Linked DNA regions of Homo sapiens: region 2 is linked to region 1. A link is an interaction called in ENCODE POLR2A ChIA-PET data of the cell type or tissue named here. Cell type or tissue: Panc1. All regions are shown on one strand. Each heading gives the region's core, and the rest is flanking DNA. Links, peaks and the distances in the headings are about the cores only. Region 1 has its middle 55 kb from the start of SNORA88. Region 2 has its middle 120 kb from the start of WT1-AS.

Evidence for each region. Peaks named below come from ENCODE experiments on the same cell type or tissue, not always from the same donor. Only the 100,000 strongest peaks of a DNase experiment are listed, where the experiment ranks them.
Region 2: POLR2A ChIA-PET joins it to region 1 with 10 read pairs; 2 of 35 experiments call an interaction of 5 or more read pairs at or near these places.

The regions. Positions count from the first base shown.
Region 1 is chr11:32,197,309-32,200,226 of GRCh38, reverse strand. No RefSeq gene overlaps it. Among named protein-coding and RNA genes, the nearest start is that of SNORA88, 55 kb to the right of the region's middle. In Panc1, for the core only: no CTCF peak of the experiment used is centred there; no DNase peak of the experiment used is centred there; H3K27me3 peaks cover 178 bases.
Region 2 is chr11:32,311,545-32,314,462 of GRCh38, reverse strand. No RefSeq gene overlaps it. Among named protein-coding and RNA genes, the nearest start is that of WT1-AS, 120 kb to the left of the region's middle. In Panc1, for the core only: CTCF peaks have their summits at 1,154 and 1,392 (motif pointing left); DNase peaks (open chromatin) are centred at 1,412 and 1,872; H3K4me3 peaks cover 695 bases; H3K27ac peaks cover 1,810 bases.

The DNA.
Region 1 (2,918 bases), core at 186-2,685:
AACTGTTGTGCTCTGAAGCACCATCTTAGGAAGGTTGCCCAAAAGCCAGTTTCCTGTTTCTATTATTTCTGTTTAAGGTGGGATTGAAAATGTGTGAGATTAACCCCTAGATGCCAGGTGAATTGCAAGGCAACCCTTGCTGTAGTAATGCGTTTTTAATTAGCTTCTTATGTCAGAAAATTCCCAGCTCCGAGTGAGACAGAATTAAGGAGGAGAAAATTGTGTATTTGGTTTTCAGTCATGGAAAGAAGAAATTAAAAGCCGTGGAAAGCATGGAAATTAGGAAAGTGGGCCAATACCAATATCCATACGGATCCTGAAGGAGAATTCTGGGCCTATTTTCATGTCTATTATTTCACTGATTGAGTTAAATGATGACTTAATTATCTTAAATGTATCCTTTGGCATTCTTTTTTTTTTTTTTAATTCCAGGCACAATTTAGAAAACTCTGTATGCTGTGATGGTTTTGTAGCAATTCCTGTGTGTGTTGGCTTTTATTGCTCTCAGTATCAATTCTGAGAGTAGCTGTTGCCCCCTCTGCAATTGTCTCCCATTCCCAAAGTGCCCTGGCTTTAGATCCCTCAAATACTCAGAAACAAGGTAGATACAACAGCCTCTAGATAAAAATCATTCATATAGGACCTGCCCCTATAATGCACAGCCACATGACCAAGGATAGCTTGTTCTTCCCTCTACTCTGTAAGTACAGAACATAAAAAGGGGCAAGTTTCTAGATCACACTTGTAAAGTGTCTTTAGCCCACATATATTTGGGGATTTGGGGATCCTATTTGCAAAGGCAACTTATTTGTATGGATGAATCCCATGGTTATTGTTCACTAATCATGATGGTTGTGTGCTTTAGTAAGAGTAACAATTATATGTAGTATATTTAGAAAAATCTGGGTGATCTTGTCAGTTGACTTGCTGTTGTATATATATTTGGATATAGAATCACAATAAAGGTATTGCTCTTGAGCCATACAGGAAACACCTAAATAACACAACAAAATGATGCTAATTCTGCCAATGCCAGATTTGTGAGGAGATCCTCCTCCTCTTTCTCTTCTCTCTTTTTATTCTGTCGTTGTTGAGACAGGGTCTTGCTGTGTTGCCCAGGCAGGAGTGCAGCGGTGCAATCAGCTCACTACAGCTTCCAACTCCTGGGCTCAAGTGATCCTCCTGCTTCAGCCTCCCCAGTAGCTAGGGTTACAGGTGCACACCACCATGCCTGGCTAATTTTTTTTTTTTTGTAAAGATAAGGTCTCACTGTGTTGCTCAGGCTGATCTCAAACTCCTTGCCTTGAGTGATCCTCCTGCCTCAACCTCTCAAGTAACTGGGACTACAGGCATATACCATCATGACCAGCTAATTTTTAATTTTTCTTTTTGTAGAGACAGGGATCTTGCTATGTTACACAGGCTGGTCTTAAACTCCTGGGCTCAAGCAATCCTCCTCCCTCAGCTTCCCAAAGTGCTGGGATTATAGACATGAGCCACTCTGCTGGGCCTCAATCCCCGACTCTTTTGTCATTCATACATGAGCTCAGGAACATTGGCTGAACTCTGTCTGGGCAAGGAAGGAATAAGAGACACTCTTGTTTTCATGGTGCCTGTGGTCAGCAGGGGAGATTAACATATAAATTAGTAATTGATAATGTTGCATGATGGATACAGCAATGAAGTACTCACCTGGAGAGAGTGTGATTAATATTTTCCAAGGTTTCCAGTAATGTTTTCTGTTGCAGAAACCTTGTTTTGTTTGCAACTTGTGTTCCAAAGGAGAGTTTCTAATTCTATCAAGTGATCTGTGGTTAGTTCTCTGAAAGATGGGCCAGACTTCCAGTGATACTTAAGAAGTTGGGAATTGGGACAGCTGTAGTTGAGAAAGGACTAGGTCTGAAATGTCACTCACCTAGGGGTTCCTTGGGAATCACTGGGAAGACCTTGTCCAGAGTTCTGAAAATTTCTGAGAATTTGTCACTAAAGGAGTCAAGTAGGCTGTCCATGGTTCTACCCAGTAGTGTGCTTTCAATGTTTAACACCTGACTCTCTGGGAAAAAAGAAGTTTATTATAAAATTTACCGATATAAAATATGCATAGCTCACAATTTACAAATAATATTAACGTATACAACATTGATTTCCAAGGACAGGGAAAATAAAATAAAGTATGAAATAAAAAGTTAAAAAATGCAACATATTGTATTGTAAATCTCACATAGTCAACTAATTATCACAGGACTCTTCCACCGATTTTTACTGAACTCATGTATCAGTAGCCAACCTATGGTTGCAATTCAACCATAGTTTGACAAAATCAGCTACAAATATGTGCTTGATGGCAGTCTGGTTCAACACAGAGGTTGCTCACATCATTGGTGAAGGAGTACGGTTTCAATGTGAAGGACACATCAAAGACATATCAGAACTTTACTCATTTGTCAGTAATATAAGATACTTCTTTAGAGAGGCAGATAATAGTTTTCAAATACTGGAAGAATATCTCAATGTTGTGTGCTATTCACAATGTAACAGCTAAAAGGTGACACAGTTCAGGTTTAATCTACGTTGTTAACATTTCCTTTGTCACTTCCTTAAATCTAAACAATCAACAAAACAATCAACTGAGCACTGATTGGTAGTGTTTGCTGATTTCTTTGGTGTAAATACTCCCACTATAGCCAATTTCAAGCCATAATGAGACACTGTGAAATACGGAAATGGGAAGAGAGGTGTAGTAGAACACTATTAGATAGTATTTCCACTACACAGGTATAAAAGCATATTTAGTAGTAAAATGAAGTCAATTAATTAGGAAGCAATGAGTTTGGAGTACTATATTTATTATCTTGTTTTTAATTTAAATTTAAATTTCTAGCTTTATTGGTGTCTAATTAACAAATAAAAATTGTGTA
Region 2 (2,918 bases), core at 158-2,657, 110 kb before region 1:
AGGGCTTTACAAAGACTACCTCATTATCTCAGTCCAGCCTCTTAGTGATTCATCAGAGACTTAATCCTACTCTCTCCTTTTAACAGGTTAGGAAACAGGCTTAGAGCAGTTCATCAGAGGCTGCCTGGATGAACTTTTTTTTTTTGAGACGGAGTCTCGCTCTGTCGCCCAGGCTGGAGTGCAGTGGCGCCATCTTGGCTCATTGCAACCTCCACCTCCCAGATTCAAGCGATTCTCCTGCCTCAGCCTCCCAAGTAGCTGGGACTACAGGTGCCTGCCACCATGCCCGGCTAATTTTTGTATTTTTAGTAGAGACGGGGTTTCACCATATTGGTCAGGCTGGTCTTGAACTCCTGATCTCATTATCTGCCTGCCTTGGCCTCCCAAAGTGCTAGGATTACAGGCGTGAGCCACTGTGTCTGGCCTCGATGAACATTTTAATCATAGGTGGCCTAAAACTCTAACTCCAAGTTTAAAAGAAAGGAGAAAATTCCCATTGCCCCTTCCCACACCCTTAGCTGAGATCAGATTTCTCTCTGCTAGACACGCTGGGAGGACTTGGGTTAATGAGGACCCTTACTGCAGGGATGGGTGATGGTTGGTAATTAGCAATGGCCCTGGAGGTCAAGGTCCCCAGGCAGGGCCAGGGACAGTGAAAGGACTCAGGGCCCCAGGAACACACTCCCTAATTTTCCAGCATGAGAATGCTCTTAGAGGCCAGAGGGATTAGGTTTTGTGGGAGCCAAAGGAGGCAGCCCAGGACTGATGCCGAGGGGCCCACTCAGATTTCTCCCAGCCACATTTTCTCTGCACCACTGCAGCCGCCAGGATGCTGCCTGCAACCGTGACTCTGGCGGCTGCAGGCCAACAGCCCTACAGATGACAGAGGACACTGGGAGTTCTAAATGCGGGCCACACAGGAGGGATGCTTTTGCCACGGAGTTGATGGTCCTGATTTCCTGTCCTTTCTCACCCAACATTTTTATATGCAGATGAACCACAGTAAAAGGAACATCAGGGGTGTGGAGAAGGTGGGAAAGATTGCAGGAGAAGCAGCCTCAGGTATGTGAAGGGAGTGAGCCCTGTCTACCTAGGGGAAGCCCCTCCCCAGGGGCGGGTGCTGGGGCTGATTCCATGTCTCATAGCCTCTGCTTCTCTTGATCCCTTTCTGCATGGAGGACCCCACTCTGGGCTGCCCTTTGTCAGGCAGTGATTGTGCCCCTGGCTGCCATAGCCTTGGTTTCCTTCGCCTAAGAGGATGACAGAGTTCTTGGCTGTTGCGCTTTATGTGGACGTTGGCCTAGGGGATACAGTCACCGTCTTTCTTGTGATGACTCCTGGTGGTGGCTGCGATGACTCCTGGGCTGGTTGAGCAATTTTTAATTTCAAAACATCACAAAGCTCTGCCCTCTAGTGGTTCTTTGGGAAACATTCATATTCCCTGTGCGGGGTGCGGGTAGGAAGAGAACTTTTAATGCAAACTGGGTTGAAACAGAACAGCCAGAGAGCAGGATGACTTAGAGAGAGCTGAATCCTGTGTTCGTGAATCCGTGAATTCACAGCCGAACATCCCTTTCTGTCTCAATCGCCTCTTCCTGGCCATTGATAAGCTTGAGAACTGTCCGGTCCAATTTAGACTATTTTAATTAAAAAAATGAAACAACACATCCCTAAAAACAAAATTCAGTTTGGATTCCTTGCTTTTGCTCAGTGCAGTGCCTCTAAAGCCCTTTAACTTGTAACTGTTGTTTGTTCACATTACTGATAACACAGTTGATTCATGGATTGCATCAACCTGCCTCTTTATTTTCCTTATGAAACATCCCTTCGGCATTCCTCATCCCTTATAAAAGTATTCCTACTTTCTCGCTTGTTGATAAGAAAACGCCTTTAGTAACATACCCACCTCAATATTTGACTTTTTCCATTTCTTCAAAGTGAAGACAGATCTTAATTTAATATGGCAAGATGAACTGTGTGCTCCCTTCCTCAAGTTTTTAACTTTACCCTTAAGTTGACTCTTGCCTACTCAGTGACCTCGCACCCTAATTTTTCCGTTTACTTCCTGTACTGCATTTGAAGTGCCTATAAATCACATCTTAGGTCAACCCTTTCCTTAACATGAATAATATTTGTATTCTCGCTGTGCAATACAATTTTACAACAATGCCAATTAATTTTTTTGGCAGCCCAGACTTTCATTCTTTTTTTTCCTCTTCTTTTTCTTTTTCAAAGCCCTATTACATTGCAAGCCTGTCTTTTAGTGTTTGCAGTGATGGCTGCTTTGAAGCACAAACTTTGCATTTTTCGAGGCATATCTGGAAAATGTCACATGTGATGTTCTAGGTGGGCTGACCCAGTTTGCTGTGGGTTCACCCAGTTTGCTGTGGGTTCAGAGCAGAACTGGGCCCAGTCAGGGGCCGGGATGTGGCAGCAGAACCAGAAGGAGGGATTGGTGAGACAGAGACCATGCTAACTAGATTCTCAGCTGCTACTTGGGTTGGCCACTAACAGACTTACTGCCCCCTCGCCCCACCCCACCACATAGGACCCTCCTTTAATTAAAATAACACACTTTGATGATCTTGTATTCATTGGTTTGTTTCCAGAAGCTATCAAGTTGCATGTTGAAAAGCCAGTGAGGCAGAAAGAAGATCCACTGACTTCATCTCCCAAGCCAGGAGGGAGGGGAAATTCAGCATTTGGCATCGACAGGGTAAAAACAGATAGATTTTTTATTTCAATCATATCCTCTGAGAGTTTAGCTTCTTATGATAAGCTCTGGCCAGTTCCGATCATACCATTCTTTCCCCTTGTGAAAAATCATTCAACTGTAGTTTGTATGCATCATTTGCTGGTGTCCTTGTGAGCTCTGTGTGTGTTGAATGTTCTCAGTTGGAGGCCTTGGAATTCCACTT